Regions from separate parts of the Homo sapiens genome. Here region 1 is linked to region 2. Evidence: chromatin loops called from intact Hi-C (ENCODE). Cell type or tissue: endothelial cell of umbilical vein. All regions are shown on one strand. Links, peaks and the distances in the headings refer to the core of each region. The heading gives the core; the rest is flanking DNA.

Evidence for each region. A loop is a pair of places that touch in the nucleus more often than their neighbours do. Peaks named below come from ENCODE experiments on the same cell type or tissue, not always from the same donor. Only the 100,000 strongest peaks of a DNase experiment are listed, where the experiment ranks them.
Region 1: it touches region 2 in a loop (6-fold over the local background); 4 of 110 quality-filtered maps call a loop at or near these places.

Annotation. Positions count from the first base shown.
Region 1 is chr3:177,231,859-177,237,314 of GRCh38, forward strand. The region is part of intron 2 of LOC107986053 (a long non-coding RNA gene); the gene reads left to right. Among named protein-coding and RNA genes, the nearest start is that of TBL1XR1, 37 kb to the left of the region's middle. In endothelial cell of umbilical vein, for the core only: no CTCF peak of the experiment used is centred there; a DNase peak (open chromatin) is centred at 2,493; H3K27ac peaks cover 830 bases.
Region 2 is chr3:177,343,320-177,348,775 of GRCh38, forward strand. No RefSeq gene overlaps it. Among named protein-coding and RNA genes, the nearest start is that of LINC00501, 52 kb to the left of the region's middle. RefSeq lists enhancers at 1,212-1,731, 2,252-2,769. In endothelial cell of umbilical vein, for the core only: no CTCF peak of the experiment used is centred there; DNase peaks (open chromatin) are centred at 2,102 and 2,472; H3K27ac peaks cover 2,612 bases.

The DNA of each region.
Region 1 (5,456 bases), core at 125-5,124, 110 kb before region 2:
AGTTCTGCCAATCAGATATACTGGTGAGAGATTTGGAAGGCAGAAGAGAGATGGCAACCACCATTGGCTTTTTCCTTTGTTACTGGTGATGGGCAGCCCTTGAAGTCAGCAGAGTCTCCAGCAGCCTCCGGATGCTAGGAAGCACCCGGTCAAATTTCTACTTATTAAGAAAAAGAGGGCCAGGCTCGGTAGCTCACACCTGTAATCCCAGCACTTTGGGAGGCCAAGGCGGGGGGATCACGAGGTCAAGAGATCGAGACCATCCTGACCAACATGGTGAAACCCCGTCTCTTCTAAAAATACAAAAATTATCCAGGCGTGGTGGTGTGTGCCTGTAATCCTAGCTACTTTGGAGGCTGGGCAGGAGAATTGCTTGAACCTGGGAGGCGGAGGTTGCAGTGAGCCGAGATCACACCACTGCACTCCAGCCCAGGTGACACAGTGAGACTCCGTCTCAAAAAAAAAAAAAAAGCCCTCAAAGACCTAAATATCTTGATATCCCTGTGAATGTATTTTTTAATCTAATTATCTGGAAAATCTTGTCTATTTTACATTTTAGGTGTGTAGAGTAGAATCATCATTAAAAGATATTTTTAAAATGTTCCCAAGTATATCCATGTAAAGAATCCAGTGTCCCTCTTTAATTTCCCCATTCAGATCAATATCTATTAAAGTAACACATTTGATATTTCTATAATATTTAATATAATACCAAATGAGAAAAACAGAAAAGTAACATTACACTAATATGATTTAAAGAGCATTTAATTATCTAATATAATTATCTCTTAAGCCCCAATTATAATATATTATTATCCTTACCAAAAAGCCAACTGTCTTGAGTCATAGCTAAAAGTGGTAGCATTATAAAAGAAAAAACATTTGATCTGATAGCCAACTACCTATTTACTATTTAAAAACACTTTAGGCTGGGTACGGTGGCTTATGCCTCTAATCCCTGCACTTTGGGAGACCAAGGCGGGTGGATCACTTGAGGTCAGGAGTTCGAGACCAGCCTGATCAACATGGTGAAACTCCATCTCTACTAAAAATACAAAATTAGCTGGGTGTAGTGGCAGGCACCTGTAATCCCAGCTACTCAAGAGGCTGAGGCAGAAGAATTGCTTGAATCCTAGAGGGGGTTGCAATGACCGCACCACTGCACTCCAGCCTTATTGACAGAGTGAGACCCTATCTCAAAAAAAAAAAAATTAAAATTAAACCCTAAAAACACCTTAATGTCCTCTGAGTTTCTGCACTATTCCTTCCAATGTCAAATAAAGATAAAGGAGAATGTCAAGGCATACAAATGTATTAATGATAGCTGAGTTCTACTCTGACTTATTTGCTCCTTCTGTATCTTCCCTGGTGAGCAATATCTGGCACATCCTTACACAAAGCCATCTTGCTTCCTAGCCCACTACATTATGCCAGTGTTACTTTTACTGCATTATTGTTATGGTTGATAACACTTTTTTTCTTCTTTTTTTTTTTCTTTTTTTTTTGAGATGGAGTTTCGCTCTTGTTGCCCAGGCTGGAGTGCAATGGTGCAGTCTTGGCTCACCACAACTTCTGCCTCCCAAGTTCAAGCGATTCTCCTGCTTAAACCTCCCGAGTACCTGGGATTACAGGCACGCGCCACTACGCCTGGCTAATTTTTGTATTTTTAGTAGAGACTGGGTTTTGCTGTGTTGGTCAGGCTGGTCTCGAACTCCCAACCTCAGATGATCTGCCTGCCTCGGCCTGTGAAAGTGCTGGGACTACAGGCATGAGTCACCGTGCCCAGCCCCAACAATTTTTGTTGGTAACATTTTGGATCTTTTTTATTTTTTCTTTTTTTTGAGACGAGGTCTTGCTCTGTCGCCCAGACTGCAGTGCAGTGGCGTGATCTCGGCTCACTGCAAGCTCCGCCTCCCGGGTTCACGCCATTCTCCTGCCTCAGCCTCCCGAGTAGCTGGCATCACAGGCGCCCGCCACCGTGCCCGGCCAACATTTTGGATCTTTTAAACCTTAAGTATTTAATGTTTTATAGGTCGATTCTTGTCTTTTTTTCTTTTCTTTTTTTTTTTTTTTTTTTTGAGACAGGATCTCATTCTGTCACCCAGGCTAAAGTGAAGTGGTGCAATCATGGCTCACTGCAGCCTCAATCTCCTGGGCTCAAGCGATCCTTCCACCTTGGCCTCCTGAGTAGCTGGGACTACAGGCGCACACTATCATGCCAGACTAATTTTTATTTTTAAATTTTTGGTAGAGATGAGGTCTCACTGTGTTGCCCAGGCTGGTCTCAAACTCCTGAGCTCAAGTGGTCTGCCTGCCTCAGCCTCCCAAAGTATTGAGATTACAGGCATGAGCCACTGTGTTTGGACTATAGGTTGATTCTAAAAGATGAAAAGTAATAAACAGCACTTAAGTTATCATGACTATGTAAATATTATTCACTGCAGAGATAAACAATGTGATGTATTTCCTGCTCTATTGTTCCAATATGACAACACTGGTAATAGTCAAAGAATGAATACAATGAATTCTCCCTGTTCCAATCTACCAAATGCTCAAAATCATGGCACATTTAAAAATATTAGCATCGCACCTTTTCTCACGGAGTTTTGTTTTTGTTTTTCCTGAAATTTTAATTACATTCCTCTCATTCTTTTTTACTGCTTTGTGTAAGAGTCTATGGCATAGATGCTCTATAATTTAGTTCACACTCCACTATTGTTGAGCATTTAGGCTGGTTTTTCATTTTTTCCTACTATGAATGATGCTTCAATGAATATCCTGCCCGTACATTTTTGTGTACATACAAATTTCTGTAAGATAAAAAGCTAGAGCTGGGTTGAAGAGAATATGCATTTTAAGAACCACTGACAAATAGCCCTCAGAAAGAGGCACTGCCATCTATATTCTCACCATCACTGTAAGGGAAGGTCTATTTTTTTTTTTTTCTTTGAGACAAGAGTCCCGCTCTGTCACCCAGGCTGGAGTACAGTGGCGCGATCTCGGCTCACTGCAACCTCCGCCTCCTGGGTTCAAGCGATTCTCCCTGCCTCAGCCTCCCGAGTAGCTGGGACTATAGGTGTGCGCCACCACTCTGGCTAATTTTTGTATTTTTAGTAGAGACTGGGTTTCACTATGTTGGCCAGGCTGGTCTCGTACTTCTGACCTCGTGATCCACCTGCCTCGGCCTCCCAAAGTGCTGGGATTACAGGTGTGAGCCACCATGCCGGGCCTGGTATAATTCTGTATAGTGTTTCTTAGACTCCTATTAATCATTTTGATTTTTGCCATCTATCTCATCGCTGTTTTAATTTTTTTTTCTTATTACTGAGGTAAAAAATCTCTTTGTAAGCTAATTGGCCTTTGGTATTTCCTCTGCAGAGCATTGATTTTTGGGGTTTTTTTGTTGTTGTTGTTCTTTTCTTTTCTTTTTTTTTTTTTTTTTGAGATGGAGTCTCGCACTGTCGCCCAGGCTGGAGTGCAATGGCGCGATCTTGGCTCACTGAAACCTCTGCCTCCTGGATTCAAGCGATTCTCCTGCCTCAGCCTCCCAAATAGCTGGGATTACAGGCACCCACAACTACGCCCGGCTAATTTTTGCATTTCTAGTAGAGATGGGGTTTCACCATGTTGGCCAGGCTGGTCTCAAACTCACAACCTCAAGTGATCCGCCCGCCTCAACCTCCCAAAATGTTGGGATTACAGGCGTGAGCCACCATGCCCTGCCTTTTTTGGTCTTTTTTAATGTTTAGGGTTCCTTATGTATTGTGAACATTAATTCTTTTTTGTGTTGAACAAGTTGTAAATATATTCTCCCAGTATATCAATTGTCTTTCAACTTCGTGGTGTCTTCTGTCAAAGAGAAGCTTTAATATTCATATAGTGAAAAAATCACTCTTTTAGGCCAGGCACAGTGGCTCACGCCTGTAATCCCAGCACTTGCGGAGGCCGAGGCAGGCGGATCATGAGGTCAGGAGTTCAAGACCAGCCTGACCAACATGGTGAAACCCTGTCTCTACTAAAAATAGAAAAATTAGCTGGGCATGGTGGCCTGCACCTGTAATCCCAGCTACTGTGGAGGCTGAGGCGGGAGAATTACTTGAACCCGGGAGGTGGAGCTTGCAGTGAGCCAAGATGGCGCCACTGCATCCAGCCTGGGCAACAGAGTGAGACTCCATCTCAAAAAAAAAAAAAAATCACTCTTTTTTTCCCTATAGGTTTTATACTTTGTGTTGCTTAAGATGGGCTTCCCTAGCCTAAGGTTAATAATCATGCTTTTCTCTGTGTTAGAAAATACCTTTATAGGTTTCTTTTTATATTTGGCTCTTTACCCCATCTAAAATGTTTTGTTTGTACATGATGAGGTAATTTTCTTCATTCTGTATGTGTGTATGACAAACTACAAATTCTCCAGCTCATGAGCAGAAAGGTGGTATGGTAACAACTTTTCCCTGCAATTCTTTTTTTTTTTCCTTTTTTGAGACAGAGTCTCACTCTGTCGTTCAGGCTGGAGTGCAGTGGCATGATCTCGGCTCACTGTAACCTCTACCTCCTGGGTTCAAGCGATTCTCCTGACTCAGCCTTCCAAATAGCTGGAATTACAAGCACACGCCACTAATGCCTGGCTAATTTTTGTATTTTTAGTCGAGATGGGGTTTCACCATGTTGGCCAAGCTGGTCTTGAACTCCTGACCTCAAGCGATCTACCCATCTTGGCCTCCTGAAGTGCTGGGATTCCAGGCGTGAGCCACTGCACCCAGCTTTCCCTGCACATTTTAAATTATCCCTCCCTCTCCTCTCTCTTTGTCTCCTACACTGAAGGCAACACTGGTCAATGTGTGACACACTTCAATAGGCCTTTCTAATGTTATGAATAATCCCAGCACCTACGAAATATCCATTTCTCTCTTTCTGTAGAAGCCACCATTAGGGCTTACCCATGTCTAGTTCTCCTCTCATCCTAGGGCACATGGAAGACTGCACTTCTCAGATCCCATGCTTAGTTAGTTGTGACTAATTCTGGCCAGTAACTTCTGAGAGGAAACAGTGCATCATTGACATATCATTTCAGGCTGAGGAGTGGAGCCCCACCTGATCTTACAGTTTCTTTTCTGAACTCTTGCCTTGGGACAATGGCGCCTGTGTATCAAGACACTGTAAGGAGGGCAGGTGACCTGCTGACCTGCTCAGATGACTTGGTGTAAGTGAGAAATAAACTCTTTTGTGCTAAGCCACCAACATATTTTGCTTGTTTGTTACCATATCAGAAGGCAAATGAGTAAAGTATGACACTATTTCCCAGTCAACCTTGATTCTGCTATTTTATTTTTTGGTCGACAGTTTACAAACTTTAATCCTTTATCATTTGAAACAAGTCATTAGCAAAGTATCTTGCAACTGATCTGAGAAATACCAATATCATTTATCCATTATTTAGCGATGTTAATTGTGCATAAACC
Region 2 (5,456 bases), core at 240-5,239:
GCAGTAAAGCAGTTCACAGTAACCAGGCTCTCCTCCTGTCCACCTCACCCTTTCCCTTTCCTCTCTTTTTAAATTCAAGCAACAGCTCACACAACCTTCAGACTTTGAACTAGGCTACTGTGATCTGAGACCTGTTCATTCCACCCAAAATTTTTGAATAACTTTCATAGGATCCTTCTGGAAAAAGAGGATAATAGCAGTGACAACAACAATAATTCCTGATCGTTAAGTACAGTGCTTTTGAGTTTGTGAAGTTTTTTTTTTTCCACTCAAAATGCCCATGATGATTCTACCAGAGCATTTTTTTTGATGTTGGAAAATCTTACAACATTCCCTGATAAGGCATGTTTCTGAAATGATTTCATAAAAATCGACAGTTTTGTATTAAAACAAGAAATAATTCAATTTCTGAGTGAAAGACTATGCACTACGTAAATCTTTCTTGAGGAATTTAGAGGGGTTTTTTTTTTCCCTTGCACCTGACTGGATATATAAACATAGCTAGAGTCTTGGCTAATAATAACATCACAATGTGTACAGACCCAGCGCTCTTCAATACCTTTGCAGAGTTATTTGTGTCGGAAAGGATTTTATCATAAGCACATTTCTTCTCTCAGTATCACATGATGCGCCATTGAATTTCCCATCATACAAACTTTCTAATCTCATTTACAGTCACAGAGGTTGAAAATAGATAACTAATCAGCATTTAAGTACCTTATAATCTGTAAGGTAAACCAGATATGGCTAGACTGGCAGTGGAACATTCCAGAGGTTGCGGACTAGGGGATCCTGACTCTAGTCCATTATTAATAAGTTCTGCGACTTCTACAGCCCCTGGATCTCACTGTGATTCAGATTCCATATGTGCAAATTGAGTTTGTTCCTCTAAGTTTCCCTCTAATCCTCATACAGTCAAATGAGTGTCATAATTCTAAATATTTCAGCTTAATTTACGACAGTGTCCTTACTCATGATTCAAGACAGACTGGGGCCACATATAGGATCGCTGTGGCCTTTTCTTTTCTCTTTTCTTTTCTTTCTTTCTTTTCTTTTCTTTCTTTTTTTTTTTTTTTTTTTTGAGACAGAGTCTTGCTCTGTCGCCCTGGCTGGATTGCAGTGGTGCTATCTCGGCTCACTGCAAACTCCGCCTCCCGGGTTCACGCCATTCTCCTGCCTCAGCCTCCCAAGTAGCTGGGACTACAGACGGCCACAAGCACGCCCAGCTAATTTTTTGTATTTTTAGTAGAGATGGGGTTTCACCGTGTTAGCCAGGATGGTCTCGATCTCCTGACCTCGTGATCCGCCTGCCTTGGCCTCCCAAAGTGCTGGGATTACAGGCATGAGCCACCGCGCCCGGCCGCTGTGGCCTTTTCTTAGCCTAGGAAATCTGTACTGGGAGATCTGCCAGTTTCCTTGGCCTTAATCTTCTTCAGTTCTAACAAATGTTCCCATAGTGACAAGTTGTATTAGAGTTGACGTGGGCTGCTTTCTTCCCATTCTATTCTGTTCTATTCCATGTATCTATTTATTTATTCTGTTTTACATTTAAATCTCATAGTGCTAAAGCAAACTTCTCTTCTGAGAATGCCTATTAGGCAGTTAGAGAACTGACCAAGTGACTAAATATAACTTTAAGACCTGACTTTGCTTGAGCTCTTCACCGGTTATTTAAATCTATTTAGAATTTAGCTATTTGGTTCATCTGATGGGTTGACAATTGACTTAATAATAGTTATCCTTTGTCATAGGATTCTTCTTTTTCATGAAGTATTCTGAGAGTGAAATTGGGGATAATAGGGCACTTGAGAATGGGGTTAGGGAACTGTAGATACCTGCAAATTTGCAAAATGCTGACAAACAAAAGAATGCAAACTAAAAAAGAATGGAGGCGATTTAGAAAGTTACATTTCTTTGACTCAAAGATAAGGCTTTACCAAGGAAAGCAGAAGGGTGGAATGGTTTCCTGTTTAAGTACTGGCTGAATAGGGTAGTCTGTGTGCCGTTTGTGAGAATGTTTCCTAACAGGAGGAAGTCTGCAACGCACTGCAAAACCTAACCTGATCATACAGTATTTGATACCCTCGGACACAAATCCAGGCCTAGCCAAACCTCAGCGTAACTTTGGCTCCCAGCCAGTTTGATTCCTGTAATATTATTCAGTGTGAAACGCCATCGACCAATTTTATTATTTTTAGAGAATAGGACGTGAACTGATAGCCAAATGGTAAATAAAACCCCACTCCCCCATCCAGTTTGTTGTGTACTGGGAAGCACTGGGTGTGCTGAAGAAACGACAAACAGCAGGGGTTTGATTCTTAAAACGTTCCTGTACTCTAGGTTTTTGTGTCATTGTTGTTGTGTTCCTTATTTCCTTTTTGCCATCAATGGTGGCAGTTATTGGATAGGCCTTGGCCAGCGCTCCAGGGCTGCTGCTTTGCCCAGTGACTGTATCTTTCCTGTTAGCATGCTGATCATACTTGGAAACTATGAGTCAGTGAAATGCAGCCGCTAGCAGTGGGGGTGGGTAGATTACTAGGGAAAGTGCAGCCAAGACTTCCTGTACCAACTCAGGGCCATTATCTTTGGGGGAAGGTAGGAACTCACTATGGCAATAGGAACACCTACATTCACCTGGCATTTGCTGTGTACTACATTGATTTAGGGAGGGTATAGGGGCACAAATTAAAAAAAAAAAAAAAAGAAAGAATTAAACCTTCTTTTGTAGACACCAGGGTGGAGCTTTGAGAGTCATGTTATAATATCCCTGTTATTGACACCTTCAACTTGCTATTAGTTGCTGAGACTCATTAACTATTCACATTTGTCTGCCCTCATTCAACTCCTAGCAACTGCAGTTACAGTCCTATTTAAAATAATAGAGTAAGATTGGTAACATTACTGATTTAACAGGAAATTAGAAGACTTACATTCATAGAGCTTAGGTAATTGACACCAACAGCACTTTTCTTGTAATTTATGCACTATGATTGATTTCATTCCCCTGCTAGCCCTAAAAGAATCTCTGAAGCATATTCAGCCATCAGATTACTGTGCAAAGGAATTAAATGAGTATTACCCTGCTATCTATTTCAGAGCTGGTAAAAAGTTTCTAAGTGGTTTGGAGCTCAGGAGTCAGTCTAAAATTATAATGCTATTATAAAAGAGTTCAGCTTTAGAGCATTTCTTTGTAAGTGACAACTGTGGATTCACATGAAAAGGGCTTATTACTGAAAACGAGGACAAAACTACAAGTAGGTCATTTGTTTATGATTTTAAGCGTATTTTTTTGTAAGCTATATATGTATTCCCCGGCTTACCCTAAAATACACTCACTAACCTATAACAGTTGTGTTATAAATGATCCATTTCCAGATGTTTATTTAGTGTGGTATTTGGATCATAATATATCGCCACGCTTCATGCTTCTCACCCTCCACAATATAATTAACAATGCTGAGTGCAAGAAGTCTGATAAATGAGGAGGAAATATATTATTTAAGCCATGTATTCTACTCTGGAAATTTCATGAAACACTGGCAAAGAAGAGGTAGTAAATCTACAATGTTCAAATAAATCATTATTATTATTATTATTATTATTATTATTTTATTTTGCTATTTATTGAGCAGAGTAGGCATGGTCTGGGATCTACCTGCTTATTTCTCTAGTTTCATGTTCTCTTTTGTGGGGCTGGGTCTAAGGAAACCAGTCTACACCCATAGGATTCTAGGACTCTGGGGCTCCTTGCACACAGCTCACAAGGGGACATGCCCAGAAATGGCCAGGCTCCAGGTATCCTAGGAGGAACTGACCTAAGGTAAGTCCAGTTGTTGACCTAAGGCAGTAACAGGTGTTGGGTAAAGTGCTCCTGCAAAATATTTTTAATATTACAAAGAAGCAGAATAAAGATATGACAGCCATGTGTGAAAAAGTAAAATTCTGTGAAGATTAAGACAAGAGTAGGTTTAAGTACTTTCTTAGTTGCTATTCTGGGTAAAAATTCAGCTGACAGACTAGGATGAAAGCCTAGGTACGTCAATGATTCTTTGGATTCTTCTCAGTTAACTCAGTGCTTTCTTCATGTCAGTCTTCCACTCAGAGGTCATTGTCTTTTGTTTGTTTGTTTAACTTTAACAAAGTTTATACTTCGTATTTAGGAAAAAAATCAATCCTAAAGGGCTACTTTCAACATGGCGATATACATTATTTCAGTTAAATTCTTCGAACAACCATAATATCTATTGTATACACACACATTATCTTTGCTAATAACAGCAATGCAATGAATAACTACAATAGTGATTTAGCATCAGCTCATGTTTATATAGCACTGCACCAGCACATGCATCTATTTTTTTTCTTATGTACATCTCAAAAGATACCTATGAGGCAAACAGGACCAAAAAACACTTTTTGAGCCTCTGTGTGATCCAGGCACGGTTCCAGGGTTACCTCTTTAACAGTGCCAGTACTACAGAGTTGAGGGAGGTGGGGGGTGGAGCAGAATTTAAGGAGGCCTTCACTCTCAGGGTCATGCCAGCAGAGGGTTAGCACCTGAGACCTGCCTCCTTAAATTGTGCATCCTAGGCACTTTGCTTGAAGAGACCTTCTTGATGGTGGAGTCTTGGTTGTTCTCAGGAAGGGGATGTAGGTAGCTGGTGGACAGGGGCAGAAGAGAGATTTGTCTCTTTGTCCTTCCTCATCATTTGGATTGTATACTATACACAATTGTCCACTCAAAATCAAATTAGACAGCCACCACACTTACTCCCCCATCCATACTCTCAACTGATGAACTTGTCTTCAGTGAGAAAACTGACCAATCAAAAGGCAACATGGATGAGCCTAGAGGACATTATACTAAGTGAAATAAGCCAGAAAGAGAAGGAAAAATACACATCTCACTTGTATGTGGAATCTTAAAAAAAAAAGTCAATGACATAAAGGAGAAAATAGTGGTTGCCAGGGTGGGCTGGGGGAAAGAGGGCAAGGGAGGAGGCAGGAAATGGGGAGATGTAGAGTCAAAGGGTACAAAGTTGCAGTTACATAGGATGAGTGAGTCTAGACATTTAAGGTACAACAGGAGGACTATAGTAATACTATTGCACTGTGTACTGGAAATTTGCTAAGGGAGTAGATTTTTGGTGCCCTTGTAACAACAACAAGAACAATGCCAGGCGTGGCGCTCATGCCTGTAATCCCAGAACTTTGGGAGGCTGAAGTGGGTGGATCATTTGAGGTCAGGAGTTCAAGACCAGCTTGGCCAACATGGTGAAACACCGTCTCTACTAAAAATACAAAAATTAGCCAGGCGTGGTGGCAGGCACCTGTAGTCCCAGCTACTGGGACGCTGAGGCAGGAGAATCGCTTGAACCGAGGAGGCAGAGGTTGCAGTGAGCTGAGATCTATGCCACTGCACTCCAGCCTGGGCGGCTGAGTGAGACTCCGTCTCA